Linked DNA regions of Homo sapiens: region 2 is linked to region 1. A link is a loop called in an ENCODE intact Hi-C map of the cell type or tissue named here. Cell type or tissue: MCF 10A. All regions are shown on one strand. Links, peaks and the distances in the headings refer to the core of each region. The heading gives the core; the rest is flanking DNA. Region 1 overlaps CFH (complement factor H). Region 2 has its middle 150 kb from the start of LINC01724.

What was found. Peaks named below come from ENCODE experiments on the same cell type or tissue, not always from the same donor. Only the 100,000 strongest peaks of a DNase experiment are listed, where the experiment ranks them.
Region 2: it touches region 1 in a loop (3-fold over the local background); 3 of 110 quality-filtered maps call a loop at or near these places.

What each region holds. Positions count from the first base shown.
Region 1 is chr1:196,652,121-196,668,449 of GRCh38, reverse strand. It overlaps CFH (complement factor H), which reads right to left. Exons shown (of 22, transcript NM_000186.4): 1 at 16,275-16,329. Among named protein-coding and RNA genes, the nearest start is that of CFH, 8.2 kb to the right of the region's middle. In MCF 10A, for the core only: a CTCF peak has its summit at 7,337 (motif pointing right); a DNase peak (open chromatin) is centred at 7,369.
Region 2 is chr1:195,932,657-195,948,985 of GRCh38, reverse strand. No RefSeq gene overlaps it. Among named protein-coding and RNA genes, the nearest start is that of LINC01724, 150 kb to the left of the region's middle. In MCF 10A, for the core only: a CTCF peak has its summit at 8,946 (motif pointing left); no DNase peak of the experiment used is centred there.

The sequences.
Region 1 (16,329 bases), core at 2,967-10,966:
TTTCCAGGAGAATAGTAAAAATAACAGCCAAGTCTGTGGAAGTAAATACTGAAGTCTGAATATATATGTCTTAGCATTACTAAAGTGCTGAAAATTAAAAGTCAGCAGAGAACTCTATAAATGGTGAAAATATACTTCAAAAATGAAAGCAAATAGAAACACATTCTTAAGCAAACAAAAGCAGAAAGAATTCAACAAGAGCAGACTCAACTATAGAAAAATACTAAAAAAGTTCTCTGGGCTGAAGGAAACTGATCTAAAATATAAGCAAAGAAGTACAAAAAGGAATAAGCAGAACTGAAGAAAATAAATAGAAGAGTAAATAAAAAAGCTATTGAAACATGATAAACCCTATGCTATGTATATTTTACTCAAATAAAAAAGAGCCTTGACTGTTTAAATCAATAGACCATGTTTAATAGTGTTTTTAATAAATTCAAGAGTATAATATGAAACAATAGTAGCAAAAGTGTCAGGAAAAGGTAAAGAAAATAAAAGTGTTGTGATGTTTTCCCCATAGTCTTGATGTGGTAAAAATATTAATTTAGAATAAATTGTAATAATTTAAGCATGTTTTGTTGTAATTGCTAAGTTAGCCACTAAACCAATAATATTGAGATACATAAAATAACTAGAATACATGATGTAATGAGATAGTCAAGACTATTTGATTAAAATAAGAGAAGGCAGGAAAAGAAGAGAGAAAAATTGAGGCAAAAGTAAGTAGCAATATGCTAGACTTAAACTGAACTGTATCAGTAATTACATTAAATATAAATGGATTCATCACCATACTAAACATACAAAGATTGTCTGACTGGATAAAAGCATAAAAGAAAACTCAAATATATGATGATTACTTTTAATAAAATTGTACATATAAATTGAGAGTAAATGATAAAAACCAATATGCTAGAAAAGTATCAACCAAAGTAAGAATGATATTAATGTATTAATATCAAGCAAATGATAATTTTAGTTAGAAAGTATTATTAGATAAAAAGAGAGTCATTTCATATTAATAAAAAGGCTACTTTAACAGAAAGATGTAATAATTGCAAATGTGTCTGAACAATGTTTGCTGGAGCTGGCTCATACTGACTCATAGGAGCCAATTATACACATCTTTTGCTAATACAATGTCTCCTGATGACACGTTGGTAACTTGAAATTGACCATATTGTGAGAATTTACACCATGAAACTCAGCAAATTTTACAAATCATGGTTGTTCCCTTTCCTTTTAAAAAATAGTTGGTTGTTTTACATTTACCAGCATGCCTCTTTGCATAAAACTATTAATACATCTTCAAAATATAACAGAAATAAAAGAAGTAAGCAATCCACCATCATAGTTTGAGATTTAAGCACACTGTTTCCAATATCCAATAGAAAAGAAATAGAAAAATAAGGATATACAAGATATAAGCAACATTATTAACCAAATTAAGTTTTTTATATTAATAAAACACTGTCTTCAACAATTGCAAGATGCATATTCATTCCAAGCAAATCTCTACCAATCTCAAAAAATTAAAGCCACTCTAAGTATACTCCCTGACCACTAGACATTGCTAACAGAAAATAAGTGGAAAATTCACAAAATTTTTGAAGTTAAGCAACCCTTTTTTTTTTTTTTTTTTTTTGAGACGGAGTCTCGCTCTGTCCCCCATGCTGGAGTGCCCAATCTCAGCTCACCACAACCTCCACTCCTGGGTTCACGCCATTCTCCTGCCTCAGCCATCTGAGTAGCTGGAACTACAGGTGCCCGCCACCATGCCCGGCTATTTTTTGGGTTTTTTTTTCTTGTATTTTTAGTAGAAACGGTGTTTCACCGTGTTAGCCAGGATGGTCTCAATCTCCTGACCTCGGCCTCCCAAAAGTGATCCGCCCACCTCGGCCTCCCAAAGTGCTGAGATTACAGGCGTGAGCCACCGCACTTGGCAAGCAACACTTATAAATAACTCATGAGTTAAAGAAAAATATAATATAAATGAGAATATGATTTGAAATAAACAATAATGGAAATATATGTTAAAATTTGTGGGCTGATGCTGAAGCACTGATTAGAGAGAAAAAAATATAACTCGAATGAATTAGAAATAAAAAACTGTTGGAAATCAATTATCCAAATTTCTAATTCAAGAAACTAGTAAAACATTAAATGAAATCTAAAGAAAATAGAAAACAGCAAATAATAGTGATGATCACATAAATCACCCTCCAAGTTCAAGGTGACAACTAAAGTATTTAAACTAAGGATACCCAATTCTGTTGTTACCGGGCATGGATGTGACCTATACTGGCATCAACTTTCATCCTTCATCAGCAAAATTATCCTGGTGGGGGTTAAGATATTAGAAGCTGAGTTTCAGTGCCTGAAATCTCCATCAAGCTGTTCTTGTGCATACTGCCTTTATCCTTATTCTGTATTTTCCTTCAAGCCAAGTAACCTTGGCAATGGGTAAGTCTATCGTACTGTGTAAACTTGGACTACCTCAAATTGAAACTCACTCTGGCAGGCTTGCAATTAAAATCCACTGGGGCCGGGTGCGGTGGCTCACGCCTATATTCCCAGCACTTTGGGAGGCTGAGATGGGTGGATCACCTGAGGTCAGGAGTTCGAGACTAGCCCGACAAACATGTCGAAACCCCGTCTCTACTAAAAATACAAAATTAGCCAACTGTTGTGGCACATGCCTGTAATCCCAGCTACGTGGGGGCGTGAGGCAGGAGAATCTCTTGAACCTGAGAGGCGGAGATTGCAGTAACCCAAGATCACGCCATTGCACTCCAGCCTGGGCAACAAGAGCAAAGCTCTGTCTCAAAAAAATATAATAATAATAAATAAAAAATAAAACCCACTGGAAATGAAATGGGATAAATTTGAATCCTTACTTTATTTGCACAGACACATGCACACAAATGCCAGGTAGACTAAAGAGTTAGGTTTAAACAAATTTAAAATAAATACATATATGTTTCATTCTTTTATAATTTTTTAATTATCTGCTATATATGATGATATGTCATTTTAACTTACTATTATCTTAGTGCCATCTATCTATAATTATATTTATTTTATAAATATATTTATTAAAAAGTATGAATAAATATCAAAAAAGGAAGGCTTAATGCATAAAGCAATTTGCAAACAGAACATATACACATTAAAACTTTGTTAATTAAAAATTATATTTGTGAAAAAATCATATATACAAAATGTGGAGAAAATTTAACTGAAAAATTATTCTTAACACAAACACTTCTTGCAGTAACAAAAGCACTAAACACTATCTAAAGAAAAATGTTAGAGTAGGATAGATCATTTACTTAAGAACAGGCATTAACGTGACCATTACCAATAATTAAAAGAGATAAAAATTAAAAGAAAATTATTTTTTGACCAATTTTAACACAAAAATGTAAAGGAGATGATAATCAATTTTGCTGGAAAATTAGGTAATATAAATATTATTATTAAATAAAACTGAAATATAAATGACTATTACTTCACTAAAAAGCAACTTAGCAATAAAGAATCTTAAAAGTACTCATACGTAAGTTGACAAATAATTTCAATTTTTTAAAAGTAACAAATAATAATTAAAGATTTTGTGAAATATTTAGGTACAGAGTGTTTATTCCAGCATTTTTAATAATGGATATAATTAGAATATTTATGAAAATTGTCAAATTATGCTACACCCATCTGAATTAAAAATTGTGGTTTGGGTAATATTTAATTATGTGCATAAAATTTATAATAGTAAGAAGGAAAGTCAGTATATATTTTCTGTTATAGTGAGATACATTAGGTCAGGGGCCAGAAAACTAACCTGTGGGCCAAATCCAATCGCTGCTTGTTTTGTAAATAAAATTTTAGTAGAACACAGCTATGCTCATATAGTTATATATTGTCTATGACTCCTTTTATGTTACAATAGAAGAGCTGAGTAGCGAGACATTATGGCTCACGAAGTCTAAAATATTTATTGTCTGGCTATTTCACAAAAAATTTGAGTGCCTTGGGATTCATTATTTCAGATTAATCTTATCACTTAGGACACCTTCACAATAAAACCAGGTGGCCAGCCATGGTGGCTCACACCTGTAATCCCAACATTTTGGGAGGCTGAGGTGGGAGAATCCCCTTGAGCCCAGGAGTCTGAGACCACCCTGGGCAATATAGCAAGATCCCATCTCTACAAAAAATTAAAGAAACAAATTAGTTACCCATGGTGGCACACACTTGTTGTCCCAGCTATGTGAGAGGCTGGGACAGGAGGGTCTCTTGAGCCCAGGAGTTTAAGGATGCAGTGAGCTATGATCATGTCACCGCACTCCAGCCGAGAGACAGGGTGAGACCCTGTCACAAAAGGGGAAAAAAACAGGAAAACATATGTTTTGAAATAAATACTTTCATAGAGGCATTTAGAAAGCTGACGAGACAGTAAAGAATTACCATAACATATCTTGGTATAATCAGAACCCAGAAAGGAAAACAGGCAGCCAATTTTTTTCTGCACTGTGGGCATTCACCATTTGGGGAAGACACAAGCTTGCTTTTTGATAGCCTTATTAGGCTAAAGCAACAAAATTCAAAGTTGGAAACCTAAATGAATTCACCCACAGGATAAGGGAGAACTGGAAGTAAACCACACTCTTCTTACAGGAACCCAGCTTTGAATTGCTTAGAGCACCAAGGAATTTTAAAGCACAAATTTGGCTTAAGGTAGTCTCACACTGAAAGTTCTTCTAGCCACCCAGAAAAGATAAGTTGTAACTTTAATATGAGGAAGATTTTTTTCTTAAGCACCAAATTATTATTACAAATGTCAAAGACATTATACGGGAGAAAAAGCACCTAGTTACCATAAACTTCATAAGGAACAAAATAGATATTTGATATTGGAATAAATATATACAGACTATAATCAACAATACTAATTCTGTTGTTTAAATGTAAGAGAAAAGTTTGACTAATGATATCTGAGGAAAGAAATTATAACAAAGTAGTAGCAGATTTTAAAAAGAACCAAATATAATTTCTAAAAATGAAAAAACCCATTTTAATCATCAATGGACAGCTTAATAGCAGATAACACAGTTGTAAAAAGAATTCGTGGACAGGAGGGCAGGTCAAAAGAAATAATACAGGATGCAACATGGAGACACACATGTGTGGAAAATACACAAGATGAGCTAAGAGTCAATGAGGATAGAAAAGCCAGAGCAATGTTGGAAGAGAATTTTAAAAAATGAATGGAACATACCAATTAATATATCCAAGAATTAAAAAATTCCAAGCAGTAAAAAAACACACCTATATGCATCATAAGGAATATGCAGAAAACCAAAGAGAAAATATCTTAACCTTGTTAGAGAAAAATATTAATTTAAAAGCAGTAATGGTTAGATTTACAAAGACTTCTCAATAGCAATAGCAGACGCCACCAGGTATTAATCACTTCCATTTTCAGGAAGAAATAACTATCTATATAGAATTCTATATACAGAAATAATTTTTTGAGAATAAAGTTTTGATTCATAAAATTTATTTTATTTTATTTTTTGACAAGATCTCTATTGCCCAGGCTGGAGTGCAGTGGTGTGATTTTAGCTCGCTGCGACCCTGACCCCCTGGGCTCAAGTGGTCCCCTGCCTCAGCCCCCCAAGTAGCTGTGACTACAGTCACAAACTACCTCTCTCAGCTAATTTTTGTATTTTTTGTAGAGACGAGGTTTTGCCGTTTTGCCCAGGCTGGTCTCAAACTCCTGGGCTCAAGCAATCCACTCACCTTAGCCTCCCAAAATGCTGGGATTGCAGGAGTGAGCCACCGTGCCCGGGCTGATTAATAAAATTTGAGAGAATTTGCCACTATAAATACACATTAAGGAGAGAAAAAAGATATATTTCAGAAAACTGAAACTGATCCTAAATATAAGGTCTTAGGATGAAAGAAGAAATGAAAAACAAAGAAAATGGTAAATGTTCAAGTAAATATAAATGAATACTGACTATAAAATAATAAAAATATTACCTTACATGGTTTTAAATACAAACATGTATGTGTATACACCCATATACATAAAACACATGACAATAGTAGGTAAACTGTGAGAAGGATTAATAAAATTAATGTCTTTTAAGTTCTTCACAGTGTCCAGAAAAACAGAAAGGTATTAATGAGCTGTGACAGTTTTCTTAATAAGTCATCTTGCTTAAGTCAGCATTCCCAGTTATTGAGTCAAACTAATCTAAATGTTGGTGAGAAAATATGTTGCCAGATACACTCCCAATCAGTTGACTTTAAACAAGCTGATCATTCTAGGTAATCTAGATAGGCCAGATCAAATCATTTGAAAGGTCTGAAACATAGGGCTGAGGCTCCTCTGAAAAAGAGAGGGAATTCTGTGGAAAGCAGCTTCCTTTCCTGTGAGTTCCATCCTGTCTGTAATCTTCCTTTTCTGACTACCTGCCCTGTGGATTTCAGACTTGCTTATCTCATGCTCACAATTCCTTGAGGCAATTTATTTAAAAAACAAAACAAAACAAAACAAACAAAACAAAACCTCTTTTTAAGTAGGTAGATAGGAGATTGGTATGTCAATCAATTAATTGACTGATAGATAGGTAATCTTCTACTTCTACTTAAGCTTCCCGCATTGAATCCTGAGTGATAAATTATTATTAGACTTTAGTAAGTTAAGAAGGCATATGCTATGCTCTGAATACATGCAACCTCCCCACAACCCCCAATTTATATGTTTAAACCTAATTACCAATGTGATAGTATTAGGAGGTGGGGACACTGGGAAGTGATTAGGTCGTGAAGGTGGAGCTGTCATGATTTGGGATGTGTGCCTTTATAGAAGAGGCACCACAGAGCTGCCTTGTCCCTTTCATCATTGGAGGACACAGCCAAAAGGCACTGTCTATGAACCAGAGAGCAGACCTCACCAAACACTGAATCTGCTGGTACTATCTTGCTGTTAGACTTTCTAGCATTCAGAAGTGTAAGAAATACATTCCTGTTGTTTATAAGCTAGGCAGTTAATAATATTTTGTTGTAGCAGCCCAAAGAAAAAAGTTTTAGAAGTGCCCATTAACATGGTGGAACAAATCCATATGAAAACATTTTGCAATATTTCATAAGAAAGAAAACACCATATAAAATTATATTTTACAAAATAATGTGAAAGTTTTTATGGGCACTAATTTTCCCTTGACCTTTTTGCAAATTTGTATTAGTGAACTCATATAATATGTGATTCCACATTGCACTATTTCGATGTTTATAATTTAAGTAAACATATTCTACTCCACTAGATGGTGCTAATACTCTATCATAACAACACAATCCCCGGCCCCTTCCGCACAAAAGGAAAACTGATTAATTACAAGCTGATATGTTTGTTTTTCACTTTCAAAATTTAGATCCATTTGATGATGTTCAGGTTATTGGAAAAAATAAATAAGTAAAGTAATCCATTAACACAAAAAAAGTTTAGCCCGCTCACTTCCTAGTGAGAAGTAAATGCTTTCCCTTCTGGTTATTATTATATTTCCAGGTGATACGTTTGTGCCCCTAATTCTTGATTTCCAAATATAGTTCATTGCTTTTAACAACCAGATGTAGAAAACAAGGATACATCTCTTCCACAAAATCTTCCTACCAACTTCTCACAATATTTACTCTGTGAATATGTTTACTATATATAAAGAATTATCATATTGATTACCTTTTCTCTTCAAATAGTACTTAAAATTCTGGTGCTTTTTCCATCAGTGTTAAATGGCATCTTTTGATTCTGCTTGTAAGAAAAAGATATGACCGCCCCTGTTCTATTTTCCCTTGCTCCTACTACCATCTTCAAAATCTTAGTTCAGATCATCATCTGTCACTTTGGTCATGAAACTTGCCTGCTAACTAGCCTCCAGTCCTCTACTCTCCTGTTACTTCAGTCTATTCACAGAGTGACAAGTGATTCTTGCAAATCTGGTCATGTCATTCCTGTGATTAAAATTCTTCTATGACTTCACTTTTTACTTATCCAGCATTGCTAACTCCTTTCCTTGGTTTGGGAACCCCTTATCTGGCTCTTGCCACTTTCTCGGATCTCATCATGTTAAATCTCCCATGTATTTACTGTGCAAAGTCACGCTGATTTATTTGTTTATATTTTGTTGAGCATTTCAAACTTATTTTTTCCTTAGATCCTTTACACGGGTTATTTCCTCCTCTTAGAATAATTTTACGACAGATTTCTGATGACTGGCTTTGTCTCATCTTTCAGGCCTCTACTCAAATGTTCTGTCCTCAAAGTGATCCACTCATTCTAGTCCCCAAGACCAAGCCCACCTAATGTCTCTACATACTACCATCCCCATCTCTATTTTCTCTTAGGCCCTACTTTACCTCCTTCACAAAATTTTTCACAATGCTATAACTATTTTTGTTCATTAGGTTTTCTATCTATCTCCCCACATCAAAATGTAAGCTCCCCACAATTGAAGAACAATGTTTTTCATAGTTCGTGGAAGAATTTTCATTAATGTCTAGGTCTTCTCACTTCAGATACACTTTCCTGTCTGCTTTTGTTCTAACCATTATTGTATTGAGTATTATTGAGATAGGAGATGGGACTTGGACACTGGACCAAATTGAGGATTATCCAAAACAGGTCTGAGTGGAAGCCCCTCCCTGTAAGACACACAGACCAGTGTGCTATGACAGTTTACCATTACCATGGCAACACCCAGAAGTTACAGGCCCTTTCCACAGCAATGACCCAACAACCGGAAGTTACCATCCTCCTCCTGGCAATTTCAGCATTAACTACCTCTTAATTTCCATATAATTAAAAGTGCATATAAATATGAGTGCAGAACTGCCTCTGAGCTGCTACTGTGGGCACACTGCCTATGGGTAGCCCTGCTTAGCAAGGAGAGGTGCCTCTGAGGCTGCTATACACTGCCACTTCAACAAAAATTGCTGTTTAACACCACAGGCTCACCCTTGAATTCTTTACTGGACAAAACCAAGAACCTTCCCAGGCTAAGACCCAATTTGGGGGCTTGCTGTCCTACATCATTATCAACTCATGCCATAGCAAAAGTATTTAAGGTAATGATTCACTGCACTGAGTTCTAATAATAATTAGGTATATCTTGTGACATAACTTTTATTTGCCTGAATTGACTAACAATCGAATGTTCAAGCTCAGTTGAACCACCTTCAAGTAGACAACAAACGGTTATTTTGGCCCAAGTAGTCAAACTCTCAGCATGTATGTACAACGGGCTTATTAAATAGGATGCATACAAATTGAAAGGCACAGAAACATTTTTTTGAGATGTGATTTATCTTAAAACTAAAAGAAATAGCCATCTCATTTTTCTCATTCTAGATTAATGAGTAGACTAAGCCATCATATCTAAGTATTTGAGTTTAAACAATGAATACTTCATCTTACGTTTACAAGTCATTTAATTGCCAGTTAATTTTGTTTACAAAACACTACATTGGTGAAGCTTTAATTCATTTGGCTTTATTTTACAATTTAAAATTAGTTTTAGTCTGGATGCAGTGGGTCATGCTTATAATCCCAGCACTTTGACATGCCAAGTCAAGAGGATCAATAGACCCCAGGAGTTCAAGACCAGCCTGGGCAACGTGGTGAAACCCTGTCTCTACAAAAAATTTTAAAAATTACCTGAGCAGGCCGGGCGCGGTGGCTCATGCCTGTAATCCCAGCACTTTGGGAGGCCAAGGCCGGCAGATCACCAGATCACGAGGTCAGGAGATCCAGACCATCCTGACTAACACTAACACGGTGAAACTCCGTCTCTACTACAAATACAAAAAAATAGCCGGGCTTGGTGGTGGGTGCCTGTAGTCCCAGCTACTCGGGAGGCTGAGGCAGGAGAATGGCGTGAACCCGGGAGGCGGAGCTTGCAGTGAGCCGAGATAGCGACACTGCACTCCAGCCTGGGCGACAGAGCAAGACTCCATCTCAAAAAAAAAAAAAAAAAAAAAATTACCTGAGCAAGGTGGCTGTAATCCCTGCTACTTGGGATGCTTAGGTGGGAGGACTGCTTGAGCCCAGGAGGTCGAGGCTGCAGTGAGCCATGATTGCACCAGTACGCTGCAGCCTGGGTGACAAAGTGATTCCCTGTCTCAAAAAAGTAAGAATAATACTAAACAAAATCAAGTTTTTTTTTAGCCCATGAATTAAGAGTGTGAATACGTTTAACTACTGGTAAAGAGTAGGAATGTTTTTACTATAATTTGAGGAAAATAGTTATATAATTTTGGTCAAAGCTAAAAATCAATATTACTTAATATTTTAATAATCTTAATTTACCTAATTTTTTCACTTTCAAATTTTAAGGGGGCATTATTGACATACAAACACCAAGCTAATTACTTATTATTGACATACAAACATAGAACTAATTACTTATTTTCAATGTCAATATATCTTTTAACTGTTAGTTGAAAAGTGTTTTTATTCAAATGAAATAAATCATGATAAAATTATATATTTGGGAAATCCTTAATCAAATTTGTGCTAGATTGTTTTGGTAGACTAAAGTTGGTCTCTTTGTTCAATTATTCTATTTTTCTAAAATTATTTTGTGCATAAAAAACAGTAGATATTATTTTTTAAATAGCCTACTTCTAAACTTAGTAGGTATCAGAATATATTATAAAGCAAAGTTACAAAATCAATTTGGAAAAAAATAAAGCAAATGAACAAAACAGAAATAGCAAAAATAGGTATTTTGCATTAAATTTCTTTCTTATCTTCTCACTGATCTATAGTAATACTATTTATTCAATAATCCTTTGGCTTTGGTATACACAGGGGATATATATTCCAGGACTCCCACACAGGCCAAAATCTGCACATACTTAAATTCTACATTTGGCTCTCTGGAAACCGCATGTACGAAAAGTCAGTTTTTCCTATGCTTAAGTTTTGCAACCCACCAATACTGTATTTTTGACCCAGGTTTAGTTGAAACAAATTCACATAGTAAGCAGACCCCTGAAGTTCAAGCACATATTGGTCAAGGGTCAATTCTATATGCATATATACGATATGATCTAATTAGCTTTTCAAAATAAGAAATATTCAAATTATTTTATAAATAACATGAGAATAAAGATCATTTCAGAAGTAACATATATACCTTTGTAAACAGAGTAAAGAATTGTTTAAAGAAACAAACTCTAGAGACAAAGCAGAATAGAGATTATGTCACACTTAATAGGCATTTGAGAAAGAAAAAGAAAAAAGAAAAGAAAAAAATTTAGCTAGGTGTGGGAGGCTGAGGCAGGAGGATTGCTTGAGCCCAGGTGTTGGAAGCTGCAGTGAACTATGATCGCACCACTGCACTCCAGCGTGGGCACTCCAGCCTCAGGCAACAAAGCGAGATCCTGTCTCAAAACAAACAAACAAACAAACAAACAACTTAACAGTGAAAAGAGCAAGAAGAAAATTCCAGAACCATAAAAAGCAGATAGGAGAATAGACGATAGTCACATGAAGTTGGATAGAATAACAAGTATGTCATAATTAGAGATAAAACAAGATACTATCAGAACATGGGTTGAAATTCCACAACTTTCTTGAAATGTGTATTTGAATAGCTAATTTCTAATGCCAGTTATTGTTCCAGTCACAAAAAACGAACTCAGCCACAAAGAGACAGTACAATTAGGACCCTGAAAATAGAGAAAAAAAAAAAAAAACGCAACACACATTGTACCAAGTATTACTAAGTAGTACTTGTGGAAGTTAAAGTGATGGAAAAATGAATGAGCGAAAGAACAGATGAGTAACAATGAAACTATCTGGAAGCCTTTCCATTATATCTGTAGATTATGGACAGCCTGTGGAAAAAGCGTAGTAGACAGTAGTGACTAGAAAATATAAGAGAAGACAAGGTGATAACTGTTTAGTGCACTTAAAACTCTGTTGCAAGAACCCAGGAAACTCTAACATTTGTAATTCCATTGTACATCTGACCTATGTGTCCTAAGCTTAAATTTATGTTACAGTTCAGGAGTTTCTGAAAGAATATTGCTTTTTCCTTTTCTTTCTTTCTTTCTTTCTTTTTTTTTTTTTTCTTTTTGAGATGGAATCTCCCTCTGTCGCCCAAGCTGAAGGGCAATGGCATGATCTCAGCTCACTGCAACCTCCGCCTCCCTGATTCAAGCAATTCTCCTGCCTCAGCCTCCTGAGTAGCTGAGATTACAGGCACGCGCCACCACGCCTGGCTAATTTTTGTATTTTTAGTAGAGATGGGGTTTCACCATTTTGGTCAGGCTGGTCTCGAACTCCTGACATGGTGATCCACCCACCTGGGCCTCCCAAAGTGTTGGGATTACAGGTGTGAGCCACCATGCCCGGCCTGGAAGAATAATCACTTTTCTATCTATTACATTTCCAGTTAACAAGGTTTATGAAAAACTTGGCTAAGTTAAAATGTCAGAAGAAATAAAAGTGTTCTGTCAAATGTTTTTTCTTTCCTTTTTATTGTTTCATTTTTTGATGTTCAGTTACTTTATTTCCTCTGAGCTATCTTTTTATGACTCCTTATAATTTTAAGCTAAAATGCAATACTTTTTTGTCAATTACATCATCCCCTTTCCATGTACTATGGTTTTGTGAAGAAATGGGTAAAGTACACGTTAGTTAACTGAGCACGGGATAGATTGGGTGGCAGAATCTCAAAGGCCTAGGCAGGTGGGGGATGGTGTGTGTGGGGAGGAGGAGAAGGCATAACTGGGAAGAATGAAAAGTGGCAAAAGACTGCAGAATAAACAATCGAGGATTAAGCAAATAAAAGTGGGTCAATGTAGACTGGCTCAGATCTTAGAAACCAAAGGCCACACATGAAGAACATTTACCAATCTGCTTTTGAACTTATATTTGGGAACTTACTTCTACCTAAGAATAATTTTAGTTAGCAATACTTAGATATTTCATTTTTAGTTTAAATTATATGTAGGCAAAAGAGTAGCATATGCATTCCCAGGATATGCCTAAATTTAAAATAAGCAAAGCTTGCCTTGGCAGACGTCTCAGGCTCGTGCCATTTCTGTGGGCATTTTCTCTACCCCTTCTCTTATAGCACTCACTATAGCACTTCAACCAGCAGATCTGTCCTACCTGGGAAAACCCCATCTTCCAGAATCACTTTGTTCTATTCTTATCCTCATCAACATCCATTTCTACCCTCCCCCGCCCACTGAAATTGTTTCAGGGAAGTTGTCAGATGATAATAATTCAAAGTAAATTATGAATAATACTAAATTTAACTATCCTAAAATATGTATTCAGTGTATTTGTCATTCCATGTAAATGACAGATTGGTTGAAATTATAGTAATATTAATATCAACACGTAAAGTATTTTAGGAGGAGATGAGATATTGAAGCCAATTGGGCCATCGCACAATTTAAATCACACCATATAGATAAATACACATACTACTATCTCTGAAAATATGGGGGTTTGGGGGAGCAAAGGGGAATTCTTATTTATCACACTGAAATTCAAACATACAATTTAGGATTTTAGACCACTATTCTCCTTTCTCTGACTGTAATGGAATCCATCAATCTCTGATCTATAAAGTCTTCTGGGACCTGAAATAACGTTTCTGCACTCTAAATCTCCAGGATTAAAAAACATGTCTCCCAAACAACACAGCCAGTATTTACTTGAACATGTTTCAGTAGAGTTTTAATTTATTCACTTTAATCATCTTGGAATTTCTGGGCTGTGGCCTAATTTCATATAGTACACAATTGTTAGACCCTAAATCTAAAAAATCTGCTTGGTCATAATATATTCAAAACCTTGGTCATACTATATTTCAAAAAGGTGAAATTAGGTGGTACGATTGAGAAACTGTTATTTTAAACTTTGTCCTGTAAATCTGACCCAATTCTTAGTAGCCTGCAGTGACCCCCTGAGCCAGACTGTTAAAACAAGGAGGCAATTAACGTTCCTACACAATTGGAAATGTTATTGTAGACAATATATTGCATTAGAAAGGTTCTATGTAGTACCCAATATATTAAAAAAAGAAAACAAATAGAAAGCTGAAATTACAAATTATTCCTGCTGGCTATAATTCTTTCTTAGTAATGAATAGTGTTTTTTTTGAAGAAAGTTCACTCTTAACAGAGCAGAAGTAATGCTAAAATGTTATGCTGTTGAATAAAGCAGATTGTGATAGTATTCAAACTATCTTCTCAATTTGGTATTCAGTATTCAATGTGGAAAATATAAACAGAAGCAAATATTGAAATATATGTGAGTATTTTTCATGATCAAAGCTACTCTGTTAAGTAAAAATTTTTTAGATATGGTAGATTAATAGAACTGATGGACATCTCGAACTAGTTTAGTTTCAGAGAGTATTTGGGAAACAAGGAATAAATTAGGAGTCTGATATCCACTGAAAATTCATGTAGTTTTTCTCCATTGGCTTTTGCATTACATGTGCTTTTATGAAAATTATGAGGCTGGCCTAAGCATTGCTTTAAATACAAAGTTGTGCTTTATCTTTTAGGAAATAATCAGATTTATATCATTTTCACCATAACATATATAGTGCCGATGTTCAATTCACCAGTAGAAACTGATACCACATTTAAACACACATTGATGAAAAATAAAATAAAAGTGAAACAAGTCAGCAATAATCAATTATGTAAATAAGATGTTTAAATCACTATTGTTTAATTATCACATATACTTTGATGTACTCTATTTTAATAATATTTCAAATTCAACTTTTTAATAACTTAAACTGTTTATTAAACTTGCCATTGATTCTTGATTTTAAAGATTAGAAATAAAACAAATCTCCCTTATATGACAAATGGTATCTATGTAAAACTGGAGCAAACAGTATGTAGGTATGAAACGTTAGAAACATTCCCATAAATTTAGTAAGAAAAGACAGAAATATTTACACAAAGAAACAGAAAAAGATGTCTTTTACAATAGGTAATATTGACATTGTTCTGGAACTGTTTGTAAATACAAAAAGGTTTCATTTTAAAATACTAATTATAATATTTATATGTACAAGGAAATAATTGTTTTCTTCATTTAAAAAGTGGCTACATATAAAGTTTACAAGCCAAAGAACAAGCAATAACATTAGAAAATATAACTGAAAATAATTCAACCTTTCAAAAGGTATTAAACATATTTGAATATTTTTTAAATTACCAAAGTGTATAACTATAAGAATATATCTGCTTTTATTTTCTAGATTGGAAGACTGAAACAGAGATTTGTATTATTTGCTAATATTCTTCAGTTCCTAGAGGCTATGTAATGGTCACTCAATCAAAATTTCTTTACTAAGTGAAAAGATTTTAGAAATTATGAATAATATGTAATTCATTCAGTTTAAAAATGTTTACCAAATATCTATCACATAACTGGTTACCTATCAAAAACTAGGAAAGCAAACCTCCTCCAAGAATAAGCTTTTTAATCTATCAAGAAGCAGTGATATAATTAAATTTTATTATGAATCCAGAAATTGTCTTACTGAGGTCAGAAAAAAACTCCTACATTCATATTCACTACTCCAAAAGACTGCTCTTCAAGAATATATGTTATATACAACTACAGGAAAAAAATCTCTATTGAACAACTTAACTGTTACAAATATTGTATATTCAATTGGGTTTCAAATTTATATAATATTTTTATTCTGATAATACAAGTAATACTTGTCTACAAGAATTCTAAGGTCATGACAATATCAGTTGTAAATGATAAATGAATTTTTATTTAGGAAGAGTTAAAATCATATTTGAAATAAATCTAATCATTATGATTTGATGGCTTTTATTGACTATGTATATTCACATCCTTCTTAATGCTTTCACATAATACATTTTGGTTATACTCCTAAGCAAAAAAGTAAATTACATTTTATGATAATTACAAGGGAAATGATTATTCCAGATCATAGTTTTTCAGAAATGTTTATTAAAACATTTTATTCTATTTTATATTAAATATAATTATGATGAATATTTAGATATACCATTCAAATAAGGTTCTTACATTTTTTAAACTCAACAATGTCAAAAGCCACTCAATTGTCAAGTTACAGAATACTTAAGCACATTTTCTAAATCAAATTTTTATTACTCCTGTGAAAAGCATCATTAGCAAATGTTTCATAATACAGTTTTCAGAAAAGAGTCTCTTTTAATCTTACCTTCTGCTACACAAATAGCCCATAACATAAGGCAAATAATCTTTGCTAGAAGTCT
Region 2 (16,329 bases), core at 5,595-13,594, 720 kb after region 1:
TAAATGACTTCCAAATCTTGTTGATTTGTTTTATCATATCATAATTGTGATGGCAGTGGCTGCTGCCATCATGCTGGCTGCAGCAGGGAGGCACAACTAGGGCTGCACACTCCCAGGAGGGCAGGCCTACTGCCCAAACTGCGGCTGTGGGTCTCAGCCTTTCTATGCTCTTGGGGGAGCAGGCAGGATCTGCCTTCCCGGGTGCAGTTGCAGCCGCGGAATTCGGGGGGTTGCAGACCTGGGCCTCCCGCTCCATGAAGCAGGCAGGAGCCAGGGACAAGCGGGAGCCCTGCATCTTCTGAGTTGGTGTGGTGGAAGTTCCTCCTGGGTGCAGCTGTGGCTGCCCTCCCAGGCGCAGGACCTGGGCATCTCTTCAGCCTGCACCTCGGGTGCCCCAGGAAGGACTCCCCTGTCGCTGCAGGCTCAGGGGTGTCTTGTTCCACTGGCCTCTCTCTGCTCCGGAGGCCGCTCTGATCTCAGAGTGGGGTTGGAGCCAAGCCCCAGAGCTTTGAATGGCAGCGGGAAGCAGACTCCTGGGCAGAAGGGGCGAGGTCCCCAGTAGGGCCTCATCCTCAGGCCAGGGAGGGCCTGAAGGCTGGGGGCTGGGCTACCAGTCCTGCCAAACGGAGTGGGGACTTGTGCCTCTATCAGCCGCCCATGGCTGCCCATGGACCAATTGGCACACACTTCCTCCCCTCTGAGGTCCATAAAATTCCTGGGCTCAGCCAGAGCAGGGCAGAGGACGCCCAGAGGAGGAAGAGGGCAGAGAGACGATGGGACAGGACGACGAGTTGCAGAGAGGTGTACCCTCTCCACTGAGAGGTGCGAAGACCACTGGCCGGCAGAGAGGAGCTACTCTCTCTCCTGAGATCTTCAGAGACCTGCAGAGATGTCCGAATGGCTTGTCTGTGGAGAGGAGCCACCCTCTCCAGGGAGGCCCTGCTGAGATCTCAGCTGAACACTCGAAAGGAGTGATCTGCCTACAGAGAGGACCTACCCACTCCTCTGAGCTGTTCTAACACTAACTAAAACTCTTCTTCACCCTTCCCTTGTCTGCATACCTCATTGTTCCTGGATGCAGGGCCAGAATTCGGACAAAGGCGCTGTGGCCACGTAGGTTTCCAGCCAGAAAAATCAACACCCCAGAGTTCCCGTAATGTCGGCACCCCAAGCTCACTTCCGATTTCCATTCATGGCCTTTTTATCCTCTGCCCTGAGCCCAGGCCGATTGGCTGCTATCAAGTTCACTGCCTAGGCTCTCCTACTGGCTGATTTCAGGTTGGTTCAGCTAATGTGTCTTAGCTTGAATTCCTTGAAAATAGGCTTTGAGATGGAGAGTTGTTTGGGAATTCATGCATAATTCTCTCAAAAGATACACTTGGAAGGAAGTAAAGTAGGCAGTATTACCAAAGGAGAAGCTGACCTGCAGTATGATTACATCTGAGGACTCAGCCATCCTAAGGGGAACTCTGGAGCTCTGATGATCCTTCAGAATTGTTCCAGTTTGAATTGGTCCAATTTGAGGCAAGGGACAGACCTATGTAGCCCCACTTCATCCAATCATTGATTCTGCACCAGCAGTTAAATATTCCTAGCAGCAGGGGACTGCGTGCCTAGGTTTTTAAGAGATGATCTAGTTAGAGCCCCATAAAATCCACTAAAGAGCAGAGGGTGGAAGAAGACATAGGTCTGGTCTTTGCTCTGTTCTCTCACAACTAAGTCACCTGGCAGTGGCTGTTTTCCAGCACAACTATAGCTCAAGTAGGTAGCTCTTCCTTCATGGCCTCACCCTTTACTGGGCTACTTGATACCTTCAGCCCTGGGAGACGTAATGGCTGACTGTTGTTGCTATTCTCTAGGTGCATCAACATTTTAGTTAGTTGGATTCATTATAATGCTCTCACATTTCTGTAAATGTTATCTTAATTAGCCTCTTCAAACATCTGAATTTGATTATTCCTGATGAAACACTAATTGATATGATGGCTGAGCTATGAGACTCACATTGCTTTGTTTTTATTGAGTGTAAGATAACTTGCATTTCCTTATCAAAGAAGACATCTTAGACCAGGAAATGATATTAATTAATTACCAGCTGTAACTAATATTCAGCTAACAGATTAAACCATTTGAGGGAGCACATTAAACGTAAGCCAGGCTGGAGACATCAGTGATTCTTACTACATATGCTAAAGGCTAACCAAGGGTTTTTAACTTAGTTTTAGCAAGTGAGGTCTCTGTTCCGACAGTCACTCTAGAGGCTTCTCAAGTCACTAAGAACAAAAGTGAAATTCCGTGCTTACAAAGCTGTATACGGAATGTTCCTTATTTTAACTTTGACATGTTTTCCTGTCATATGTCCCTTTTTCTCTCCAGCATAGCTGCACTGGCCTAGCTCATGCTTAGCTGAGCAAACACTCTCCAAATTCAGATTTTAAATACTGTGGCTTCTACCTGGACTGCTGTTTCCCCAGATAGCATTGTGACTTGTTCTTTTTCTTTTTTAAATCTTCTATCAGAGATCTTCTCTGACCACCTGCCCAAAACATTACCCCTGATCCCTTACTCCAGCAGAAGCCCTAAATCCCAATTTACCTGATGATATTCTTTCCTCACAGGAATCTTCAATTATGGTAGGTCTACTTATTTGTTTATTGTCTACTCTTGCCATGGGACATAAGCTCTATGAGCGTAGGTTCTGTGAACACTGTTAGAGCCTGTTCAATAGTGTTTATTACACTGCCTGGCATGTGGTTGCAACTGGATAAATACTTGCTAACTGAGTAAGTGAATAAATGAGTGGGGAAGAATTACATTCAGATGAACCCAGACAGAAAAGAAAATATTTCTCCATAATTTCTAGAAAAGAAAATATTTTGCAGTCTGAGACGTCCTTTCTTAGAGGCCCCACTTTGTCCTACAAAATTCAAAGATCATTTTTTCAAAATGGTAGCTAGCCTGAGACTTGTATTCTTGTACCAGTTGCATGATGGACAAAATTAAAAAGAATCAATACAAAGAGGAGAGGAATAAATTCGAAAGAAGACAATATCCTCAGAGGAGAGGCCAAGATACTGCTTGTCTCAGTTTAAATGTATTTATAATCCCTTTCCTTATCCCATTAGCATTTCCAGCACAGTATACTAACTGTTTCCTTGGCTCATTTTCAAGGTTTATGTTTTCTGCTTCAAAATAGTGGTACTAAAAGGTGTTGAAGGAGGGGAACAGGAATAAAGGGTGCCTGAGCTGCCCCAGCAGCAGCAGGTCTGAATCCTGGGTAGTTAATTAAATTACAGACTTTTAAATCTCACTTTCAAGGACTCAGAATCTGAGAATCTGTACATTTGTTAAAAATTAGATGTTTCAGATAATATAATGTAAATATTCATATTCAATATAATCTATTTGAAATGTGATCATTCCTCTAAATAAGCTAAGCAATTGGCTGTTAATATTTCAAAGGGCAAAATGTAATAATAAACTAACTGGAAGTTTGTCTTCTCTTTCTAACCATCTTAGGTACATAATTTCTTATTTTGATTAATATGAAGTTGAAGATTTAAGCAATCTCTTTAATTGTATTTGCAAAAATCTGCATTTGAAAGAAAACACAAGCATTTAGAGAAAGGGAAAGGTCAGCTGTACCTTATATATTATCAATTCAGATTGATATATAAATTATAATTAATTCTCATAGCAAGGTGAAACTTTTTAAATCCTCTGAACACCCATGCATTCCTCCCTAATTTTCCAACAATGTTTATAAGAAGAAAGTGCATAGAAGATATTAATGATTTGAATTTTACCATTTTACATATTATTATCATTTGGCTTATCTGTAATTATGAAGTGCTGTACTTCTTGGCAGTGTATACTAATCCCTAGTCTAACTGTGCTTCCATTCTCACTAGGGGAGGAATTCCATGGGAAGATGGTTCTTCTTTTCTGGGAAAAAGTGACTGGCAAGGAACTTCATGATGCTCATTTATTCTTTTCCTAATATTAGGTTGATACAAAATTAATTGTCATTTTTGCCATTACTTTTAATGGCAAAGGCCGCAATTACATGGCAAAAATCACAACTAAGTTTGCACTAACCTAATATTTATTGAGCACACTTGGTATAATAGACTATATACTATGTTCTGAGAGTATGAAGAAGTAGAATAGACAGTTCTTGACTTTAAGGATTCAGTATTCATATAAAGTCCTCTCAAAATGGACCCTAGAGAAGGTGACTATAAGTATAAAAAGCTTTGCAATTTTTCCCATAAAGTATAGTAATGTCAAAATCTCAATATAGATTTAGGATCTTGATAGAGTAAAAGATACATTTCCAGAAATCTCAAGAGCCTCACTGGCCTTTCAGGATCATCAGTATGTTATGGCTCAAATACCTTTGTAGTCTTGGAAAACGTAGTTAATACTTTTGGTCTTCATTACACTTGTCTTCAAAAACTCATTACAAGATGTCTAAGAATCTTAACTAATGTCAATAATTTAATTAAAGAAATTATTTGAAGTCTTAAATGCCAAATAATTAAGGTAGTACATATATAGAGTCAATAATATAGAAGTATATAGATTCTTTTATCTAAAAAACTGATGTATTTGATATGACATGATTTATGACAGCAAATTTAGGCTAAATGCAGCTTTATAGTATTTAAAAATCAAATTTCTGACATTTATAGATATGTTTTCTAAGTATTACTCATTTAATTCAGCAAATAGCTTTGTTAACAAAAATGGGGCTTTCTTTTCCTAGTATTTTTTCTTCATACCAAGTTGGAAATGTTACCTTGAGGGTACATTGATTAGTTATGCATGTTTTAAGTGTAAAATGCTCTGGGAATTAAAATGAAGAGCTAACTAATTTACGTAATAGTTTCTCCATCTCTAGCCCCACATCATCTGTCTTCAAAAATTTGACTTTCATTGGATACTTCTTGAAGAATTACTAAAATATGTCCATTAAAATATAATTATTAATGATATCAGTAAAGAATATAATTTTACTAGTTACCTTCAGAATATTATGCCAAATAAAAATTATTTGTTGCATATTTCCAATTTGCATCATAGGCTTCACCAGTCTATGCACATATGTGTTGTCACATCAACATGAATGCCTGGCTCTTTGCAGAGTACTTTCTCCAAAACTCCTGTGTAATGAGATGTTACTGTACTGATGATAATGACTGGAGGTATTAATCACCCAAGTCCAAGGCTCACCATTCTTTCTGACATATATAGAAAAGTTACCTTCTTCGTGTATTCATCTTTTTTAAGATGATATTTTATATCAATGGCTTGGGCCACTAGTAATAAGATTATTTTTACGATAGTATCCAGACCTGAGTGATAGTTTTTTTCAGCAGAATCACTTTATTTAGACTGTTAGTGCTAGTAATTGGACAACTAAGAATGTGCAAGCCTTCCCAGTCAGAGCCTCATACTGAAGCTTGATCCACTGTTAGCTCATCCTCTGAGCCTATTCCTAAGTCTGTCTCCACACTGAATGTCTGCCGATTAGGATCATTTTGCTCTCAGGACTCATATTAGTCCGGTTGGACTGCTAGAACACAATACCTCAGACTGGGTGGCTTAAACAACGGAAATTAATGCTTTCACCATTCTAGAGGTTGGAAGTCCAAGATTAATGTGCCAGCAGGGTTGGTTTCTTGTGAGGCCTTTCTCTTCGGATTGCAGACAGCTGCTTTCTCATTGTGTCCTCATATAACATTTTCTCTATTGTCATCAGTCTCACTCTCCCACTTCTCCCTCTAGTTTTGTTAGAAGTAATCATGTGCAGATGTGTACGTATACTTAACTAGACAACAATTACGTTCCAGTTCTTACCACCGGATTTCAAGGGCATATGCAAAATGAGGTGTATGATTGCACACCTGTTTAATACTTCTTGAGTATTATTGATGGTTATACAGGCTTTTCAGTCCAGTGTGGACAGAAAGCATCTCAGTGTGTGTTTTCCAATTCTATCTGCTTGCATTAGTCACCAAAAATAATATAAAAATTGAATTTTGTTTACTGCTCTTGAGCAAAAGAACAAATCACTCTTTATAGTCACTCTAATAGTTCTTCAACAGAAAACCCTAATTTCCTTTCCTTTATAAGGGTATATTCTGTTCATAAGGGCTCTGTCCTAATGAACCAATCACTACCCAAAGGCCATACCCTGCCAGTGCTATCACATTGATTACTAGGTTTCAATACATAAATTTTGGGGCACAAAGCCTTTATGTGTGAAGGGCAAATATATTTATTGTCTGAATGCTTTCATTCAGACCATAGCCAATACATTCCAAAAACTATGCTCAATGGTATTTCATTTTTCTTACGTAATGTGTTTTCTTCTTTGGATGAAAGAGCCATGCTGAAACATATGACAAGTGATTCAAAGATATAGGTTTTGTTCCAAAATATTGGAGGGAAAATGCTAGGATTAATGTAATATGTTTTCTCCTTTGGAAGAAAGTGCCATGCTGAAACATATGACAAGAGATTCAAAGATATAGGGTCTAGCTCCAAAATATTGTATATAAGAAGGGGAAATGCTAGGAGTAGAATAAAAAGAAGATGATGATTGAGATTAGGGCCATTGTGTGTGTCTTGGGGGTGTGGAGTGGGTGGGCTTGAAGGACACAGAAATAGGTTTCAAGCCATATTTCAGTAACTATTACAATGCTTAAGTTTAAGAATAAAATCCTATTGAAAAAAAAGACAAAAAAAATTCAGCGATGAGAATATACTTGGCATGTCTCAGAAACAGAAAGGAGGTTGAAAGCAGAATAAGAAACCAGAGAATGATGGTAGAGAAAAAAATGTAACTTCATATACTAGGGTTTTCCTAAGGTTTCTGAAGTAGTTGGCCTTCGTGGCTTTGAGCTGTGAATGTTTAAAGGCATATTCCAATGTCAGAAGATTTAGCTTTGATAATGTTATGTCTGATCTCTTCATTCCACTTATGGGGTAAAGTATGACAGCTTCTGTTGCAGTCTTTGTGAAGCACTCAGCATGGGGTCTTAAAGCAGCATTTAACCTATATCTTTAGATCCTTAAGACTCTCAGTTCTCTAGACTGTAAGTTTCTGAAGAGCATGTCTATATCTAGTTGGGTATAGTGTTGAATGAAGGAACTAACTGAAAAAAAAAAAAAAGTACAATGTGGGGAAACTAAAGTTATATATCCACTATATTCTTCTTATGCTTTAGTTCACATTTTTAACAAATTAATCATTCAGTTTTCTAAATTTATACAATGTTAGTTTTCCATACTCTTCTTAGAAGTTTTCTATTCTTCTTTATCTTTTAAATAATCTTATTTGCAGGAATCACATTCAGTTAACTGACTTTTTCCCCACCCTATGATCTTTTTGTATGGTGAAACTCCCCAAGAAATTTTCTTTGTTTCTACACACTCTCTGAGTTTGAAACTCAGTGGTTAGAAACATAGAAAAATGACTATGTGCTTTCTCCATCTGACTAGGAATAGCTAATTTTGTATTTTACTGCACCTTAGAAATCTGTCAAATGGGCACCTATCCTATTTTACAACCAGAAAAATATCTTCCTATTACTTTTTCCTAATTTTTTCAGAGCATAGGCTCCTCTGCATCCACCTCGACTGTCAACAGGTAATGTGTCCTTACAAAGGAGCCTCTAGAAAACTTGTCCTGATACTCTAAATTATCCCACCACAAGTTGCTGGCCAGACATATATCTTTTCTCAGATGAATCTGACTCTTTTTAACAATCATCAGCCGAAAAAAATAAAAGTCAAAGTTTTAGTAGAAAAAGAAAACTATGTTCAATGACCTCAAGTGGAGAGTGATTGCTCTCTGTTCATGACACACCAAAAAGGCAGACTGAGATACAGGGAGAATGGTAGAAAGACAAAACAGACAGATAGGCATTGAAGTAGGCTTGTCATCTAGAATCTGATAAGAACAGCTTTAACACTACAAAATAGGAAATGGATCTGTTAAACCCAATCTTAGGAAGACTTTGGAAAGATATTTTCCCCTCTAAGTCACAGAGGGGAAAGAAACATAACTGTCCATATTTTGGATAACTAAAAAGAAGCCTATAGATTATATATAATCTATATAATTCATCTATATGATTAATTGGCAGCCTATAAATTAATCTATGTGTAATTTATGTCTCTCAAAAGAACCAGAAGGAGAATCTGAGCTTGAGAATTAGAAAAGAGTAGCTGCCTCATTCTCATTTTTTCCTAGTCCTCAAATCTTTCAATTGTGTTTTGCAAATATCTTAATACCCCTTAATTATTCCCTATTCTCATTTTACATTGAGTGGATCTCTGTCCCTTGGAAGCAAATGAAATTTACTTTGAAATTTTACATTTTTTATGATTTTTTTCCAGTGAAGTATGAGCTTATTTCAGCATTTTTGAAAGTCTGCTTGTGAGGACCTCTAATCTTATTTGATGAGATAAAAATATTTTGGTGCTATAATAAAGTTAACATGGAAAAAGGAACATATTTTTTTGTTGTTGTTGGAGACTGATAACGCAAAGTCTTTAGTGAGATTTGAGAGCACACAGTAAAGAAACCTGTTGAATTTGTTTAACCCAGTGTTTCTCAAATACATTTGGTCATGGAAGACTTTAGTGAGCCTATGGTAATGATGGTAGTTTTGCTTAGTTATGTCCTCAATGGCTAATCACTGCAACAATCTTCTCTATTGGCAGAGCTTTGTCTTCCACAGTAGAGTCTAAATACCCAAACAATCTTTTCCCCAGACTTGCATTCAGCTAGCCATGTGGCCCAGTTCTAACAAACAACAACAAAAAAGGGCTCTTGAAAAAAGAAATATGAAGAGGGCCCCTTTGCTACAGAGACTCCTGGTTTTGGTCATTGTTGTGAAGCTTTAAGCATTTGCCTCCACCTTGTGACCAAGAGGGAAAACTTCCTGATGCCCTGCGATAGCAGAGTGGAAGAGAGGAACTAGCAACTTTGATGCTATTCAAGGGCCAAACCAAAAGCTACCCTTCGACTTATTTTTCCTAGGAAAGTATCAACTTCTTTGATTTAATCAACTTTATTTGGACATTATGTTACCCAGTTAAACGCATGTAAAACAAATAGCATTTGAGGATGCTGTTGTGAGCTTAGGAGTATACAGCAGAGATTTTTGGTTTGAAGTAAACACAGCAAGGCCACAAAAACTCTTAGGGATGTTGATATTTCTCTTGCACAAATGCCATTTCAATTGTGAAACTGAAGAATAGAGAATATTTGGCAATATCCCTCTATTATTTATACATAAAGTACACTATTAAAACAACTGGCATGATTTTCACTTTCACTGGAAAGTTGTTTATAATTGCCTTTGGACAGTTAAAACTAAAAATATCTTCACATTTTGATTTACCCTTGGTCTACCTCATGGATACTTTCACATTTTAATATTATCATATGATAATATGATTAATAGTTGAAAACTATCATGTTTAGGAAGGTATTAAAACCCTCCAATATGAAAACTGCTATTTTAATTTCAACATATTTTAAAAGCTGGTATAAAAAATGTAGCTATACAGATGGTATCTTAAAATAAAAAAATTAACTCCAAACTTTATTGGCTGAGGCATTTAAAATACTTTTCCAAAAGGGTAAAACAAATTATTATTAGCCAAACTCAATACATACAGCATTTTCTACCTCAAACTTTTGTGAAAAATGAAAAATAATTTTTTTCTCTGACTAGTTATTTAAAATGGCCTACACATAACTCCTTTTAGGCAACATTTTTAACTTCCAGAGCCAATTGTTTTTTCTGCCAGTTACTGTAATTGGTAACAGTCTTGTCTAATTTTAATGATTTTTATACAGCTATTGCCTATACCGTATATTTAAATCAGTAAAATGTTTTAAAAATTGGAAAATAATGAATTTTAGGTTATACATTTATTAATTTAAACCCAGCTGTTGTGAGGAAAACACACACTTTTTTGTTTCTTTGTTACTATTGTTCCAGATCAATAATCAAGTTTATTTGAAATATTTTCCTTCATACAAAGTTTTATTCAATATCAATGTTAATAGTCTCAAACATTTGACTAACTTTACTTACATGTTTTTACTGTCCTCTTGATTTTTGAAGTGACAGACTTTTCATTTTAACTTGGATTGGATTATAATGAAATACAATTTCTGATGTCTCTGCTAACTATTGCAGGGAACACTATTTCTTGAGAATGTCTGCTTTTATTTTGGAAAATCCTATATACCTTGATGAGAAAATTTAAAGCTTTCCATTTTTTCATTGCATAAGGTAACATTCAGATTTGTTTATTGGCATATTACTGAGTTTAAAATATTAAATATAAAGCCAATATTATTACAAATCTTTGACATAGCCAAATCTGAAGATCTAAGTACTATCTTAATAATTAAACCATAAACCATAATGAGAGAAAAAAAGGAAGATATTAATTTACTGCCCCATTTTGTCATTCCACAGGATCTGCAAAATGAGTCCTGTACACTAAATATGACTTTGTATGTGTGTGGCATTGTTATTATTCTAGTTTAAGCTTGCATTTTTTTCTTGTTTAAAATTATTTCCTACTTTTAGGTTACTTTGCCTTATATGATTACTGTGTCTCCAGTTTTTTTTCCTCCCTTAATTAATCCTATTATATTGCTCCTAAACACTTTAGCTTACCTTATAAGATCTTGATATTGCTGCAAATCATCTGTTGAGTCTTTTTCTGTTCTTACTGTGGCCACTCACCCAATATTCAGGCACTAGTATCTATACTTTTTCCCAAAAGGCTATGTGTATACATGTGTCAGTGTCTTTGTAGACACTCTATCCTCTGCATGCATAAGCTCCTTCAAATTTAGAAGGAAATAAAGTTCGTTGAGATACTATGAAAATGATAATACCCACCAATTTACATATGCCGGAATTAAAAAATGTTCTCTCTACGTACATATATATATGTATATATATACATATTCTTCGACTATTTTCTTAGAAACATTTTTTTTCTGGCTGGGCGCGGTGGCTCACGCCTGTAATCCCAGCACTTTGGGAGGCCGAGGTAGGTGGATCACGAGGTCAGGCATTCAAGACAAGCCTTGCCAAGATGGAGAAAGCCCGTCTCTGCTAAAAACACAAAAATTAGCTGGACGTGGTGGCGGGTGCCTGTAATCACAGCTACTCGGGAGCCTGAGGCAGGGAATTGCTTGAACCCGGGAGACAGAGGTTGCAGTGAGCTGAGATCATGCCACTGCACTCCAGCCTGAGCAACAGAGTGAGACTCCATCTCAAAAAATATATATTTTTTTTCTTCTTTAATCTAACGACTACTTATTTGTACTCCAGGAAAGTAACACAAATGTTCACTTCACATACAGAAAACCATACACAAAGTAATGAAATAAACATAAATTAAGTAAACAGTTAATTTAAGAATATGATCACCCATTCATATTCACCACATAGTAAAACCATCAACAAAACTATTGTTAATATATACATCTAAAACAATGTGGTTTTGATGCTCCTTCAATTTCTTCATACTTGGGAGTCTTTGGAACTCTTACCAGATCTTGCCAAGGGATGTATGTCTCTCTTTTCAACTTCTCTGCTTTGCATTCTTTTAGGACCTCCATTATGCATCATACTTAGATTCTGTACCCTATACCAGCCTGCATCCCATTCCACTTTGAGCCCCACAGGGTACCCTTGATCTGACAAGTTACTTTCCTTTTTTAGGGCAGATATATTACATAAAAACAATTATTAAGGCCTCTCTGTAATGAACAAGGTTTAAATGTTAAAGTTAAGGAACATTGGTCTATCAGTTGTGATTTCTTCAGCTTAATGTATTTCTATTTGCTCACACACTTGTTCATGTAGTCGCATCACTCCAATTACCAGAAAACATTTACCTTATGTCCTCTACTATTGGACTTCAAAGTCTAATTTCTCATCACACAATTCCTCCATCCTAGTGGAAGAAGTTCACATTAAAAAAAGAAAAAAATCAACACTAGTGCTTATTTTACTTTTTAGCCATCTTTTTCCTTAATGTATGTAATACATTTTTTCCCATTCTTTGCCATTCCTGTGAACTCTATACAACCTTCAGTGCCCCTGCAGATATCACGTTTATGATCATTTGTGACTCAACAGTTAGTCCCTTATGATCCTCTTACACTTTGGTCATGTAGGGTTTATCCCCTCCCATATCATGGATCATTTTCTAGTCAATCCCATTTATCTATAAAATACTGAACAATACTGCATTAGTTTCTGGAGACTTCCTCCAAAGAATTACCACAAACTTGATGATGTAAAACAAAGGAAATATACTCTCTTACAGTACTGGGCATCAGAAGCTCAAAAATCTTTTTTGCCAGACCGAAATCAAGATGTCAGCAGGGCTCTGATCCCTCTGGAGACCCCAGAAGAGAGTGTGATTCTTGTCTATTCCAGTTCCTGGTGGCTGCCAGCACTCCTTGACATGCAGCCATGTTACGCCAGTCTCTGCCTCCGTGAACACAGAGCCTTCTCCTCTGTGTGTCTATGTCTATCATCTGTTCCCATTTCTATCAACTCGCCCACTGTCTCTTATAAAGACACAAGTGACTGCATTAGGGCCCACCTGCACAGTCCAGGATAACCGACCCATCTCAGAATCTTTAACTTAATCACATATTTTTGTCATATACACTAATATTCACAGGCTCTGAGGATTAGGTCCTGATATCTTTGGGGGATGTTTTTTAGCCTGCCATAAACAGGATTCGTATTTGGATCACTGTCACATTGTGAATGCATAGCTGATATTTCTATCATATAGATGGCCCACAAACCTATCTTGAAATTGAATTGACTGAAATTGGGTGGTCTTGGAATTCTACACGTTATTTGGTCAGCACTGATTTATGCTTAAAACTAAATACTTCAAAGCAAGTAGTAGAAAATTTAATGAAGAAAATAAAGAATTATTAAGATCATGATGTCATATACTTTGTCTATTAGCTTATTATTCACCATGACCTTATGAGATAAATATTATTATTTCCATATAATACATGAGTAAACAGGTTTAGAAACATTGATTTTCCTAAGATTTCTAGTGTCAGATCTAAGGTTCCAAAACCCCGTTTTTCTTCAGTGAAATCATAGTGCCTCTAAAATAAATATTAGGAAGATAAAATAAAATACTCCTCAGGATGACTTACATATTAACATAAATTACAATATAAAGTGCCCTTGATCATTAAAATCTCAGCCTTGATTTAAAATGAAAAAGCTAACAGTTTTCTTTCTTTGTATTTGTTCATGATAAATGTGAACTTTAAGCAGTGACTATCTAGCAATAAATTGTTGGAAGCTCTCCTGTTTGTTTTGTTGATGCTGTATATAAACGAGTATTTAGAAGAAGAGTTCTGTTTATTCCTTTATTTATTATAGCTTAACTGTTGCAAAACATTATGTGCTGCACGATCCTAGCGCCAACAAATAATGAATAATTACCTAGTACTGGGGTTCTAAATAAGACCCATACCAACAAACAGATGTCAGTAGAATTTTGGCTCCAGGTTTTTGCCTGCAGGAAGTCATTAAAAGATAAGTGGAAAATCAAGTCTGTTCCCTTAGTAGCAGGGAACATTTGGAGCTATACAGGGAGGCTTATTTTCGGACAACAGCAATAGCTCCCACATTAGATGGTAATCACTCTTGTATTTATAGACTCCTTGTAAATCAATCTCAGACAGGCAATGAAATGATCTTCTTTATATTTACTTTTAGGCTATTTAAGAAAAGTAGCTCTAAACAAACCGAAAATTTCTATACAATCCTACCCCTTAGTCGATTTCATAGTTCAGTCTTACAAAATCATATTGTGGTTATCTGAGAACTCTTAATGACTTTTCAGTATCCGGAAAGTAGCATTATATTCCAGCTGTGCAAGCACTGAAATTTGTATTCCAAGTTGGTTGATGCTTCGGAAGAAAGTCGTGATTGAAACCAGGTGCAGATCATTATCCTTAATAATCAGTGTTTTCTTTCCCTCTTTCTTACGTCTTAGCATCTTAATGATTCTACAAGTTACTTTTTTCAACTCATAAGTTTGCAGTGACCTAAATGAAGGTGTATTTGCTTAGTAATATGATTTTTTTGGTCACATTAAATAAAAGTTAAATTTCAGACAGTCTCCATTAAAGAACAATTCTTGACTAACCCATATTTATAAGTAATGACAATGAACCATTAAAAGAATCTAGGCCAATGAATACCAAGTGATTTTTGGATATCAGAAAGTAGCAAACTACATATTAGAAAAATATATTTTGCTTAAGAAAAGATCAAGAAACATGTGAGAACTCCATGTGCTACCATTAACAGGGTAGAGAGAATTTCTAAGGCCATAATGACACACACTTGCCATTTAAATTAAAGTGATGTATTTATGTTTCCACAATTTTTATTCAAATGTAAAAATTGAATTATTTCTCTAAAATTATGAAATTTCAAGCCTTTTTACACATACTCTTGAATTACTGAAATGTTTAAGATTAAAACATAGGAATAATAATGCTTCATTTTTATAGTCAACCTAATATAGTAATGGCATACCAACCAAGTGGGTAATGTGTGTTATAAATTATATAGGTAAATAATATGTGCAGTGTAGGATACTTATAGCTATTACTTGCCAATCTAAGTAGAAGAATAATATTTAAAAGAATTACTTTCTTAACATCAGATTTTTTTTTCTTTTGCCTATTACATCTTACCTTGTGGATGTTCCAAGTAAGAAAAAAGTTTAAGTAGAAACCTACTTAAATTTCAGCAGTTTTCTACTTTCAGTTTTATGGAAAAAAACAGGTGGGAAATCCTAGCAGACTGTGGCAATACAGCATAATCACTTCCAGCATGAATCCCAAATTATAGCTTAATGTTTCAATGGCTTCAATATTTATGTCACTGAAAGCTGCCTGAGGCAGTAGCACCGCTTTGCACTGTGTTGTTTTCTAGAGTGCTGATAGATATTTTTTATTTTTTCCAACTAGTAAGTTGTGTTTTGGTAAAAGTTGTAAAAGTTACACAACATCACATTTTAATTTTCCTTTGCTTTTTATATGGGCAGAAAGTATCAGTATGAGTGAGTCTTTTTTTATTGTTTTAATAAGGTTTCCCAGAGGTAAAGATTCTACAAACATTCCTAAAATTGTAATTATTTATATAGTTAATGATGAAGTTAGATGAATTGTCTAGCTTCCCACAACTAAGAGGCAAACCTCGGATAAAAACCCAGGAGACTACCTTCAGAATCTACTTTTTAACTACAATATCATGTCTTTCTAAAAGTTACTGCCTCTTAACTGGTTCTATCTATTAACTTCTGTGTAACAAATGACCTTACAGGGATGGACTCCAGGGTGTCCATACTCCTGTCTGTTTTCCTAGTGAGTGTGAGTAGAATCTGTGATTTGCTTCTAACCAACAGAATATGGCAGAGGTGATGGGATGTCACTTCCTTGATTATGTTACTTTACATGAGGCTCAGTCTTCCTGGAATAGTCACTCAAGAAACTGTCCTTACTGGCTTAGTAAAGTAAGCAACTATGTTTGGAAAGCTCTCATAGCAAGGAACTGTGGGCACCCTCTAAAACATGTGGGTGACCTCTAGATAGAGTGGGTAAACTCAAGGAACTGTAACCTCTAGGTATAGTGGCTGAACTGAAGGAAATGTGGGCAACCTCTAGGAGCTAAGGGAAACCACCAGTGAAAAGCCAGCAAGAAGGTGAGCCCTCAGTCATACAATTACAAGGAAATGAATTTTGCCAACAGTGTGGGTGTGCTTAGAAGTAGATTCTTCCTTCCCCAGTTAAGCCTACAGACAAAAACAGCCAAACTAATGCTGAATCGCAACCTTGACAGACTCCTAGCAGACGACCCATCTAAGCCATACCCAGGCTCCTGACTTATGAAGTCTGGGAAATAATAAATACATGTTGTTTTAAGTCATGGTTTGTCTAGGTAACAAACTTAGACTTAATTTTTTTACACAAAAAATTTGGACGAAATTGCATACTTTGTTGTACAATATGGTAACTAATGCAATCCCCAGATCATGTAGTTTAAAACAACTGTTCACTGAGCTCATAATTATAAGAGTTGGCAATTGGTTTTGTCCCAGATGGATCATTCTTACCTTCACTTATTGGCTCATTTGTCTATGGTCAACTGGTAGGTAAGCAACTGTGAATGGTTTCTAAAGGCTTTGGCTGGGAAGTCTCTCCTCTCCATGTGA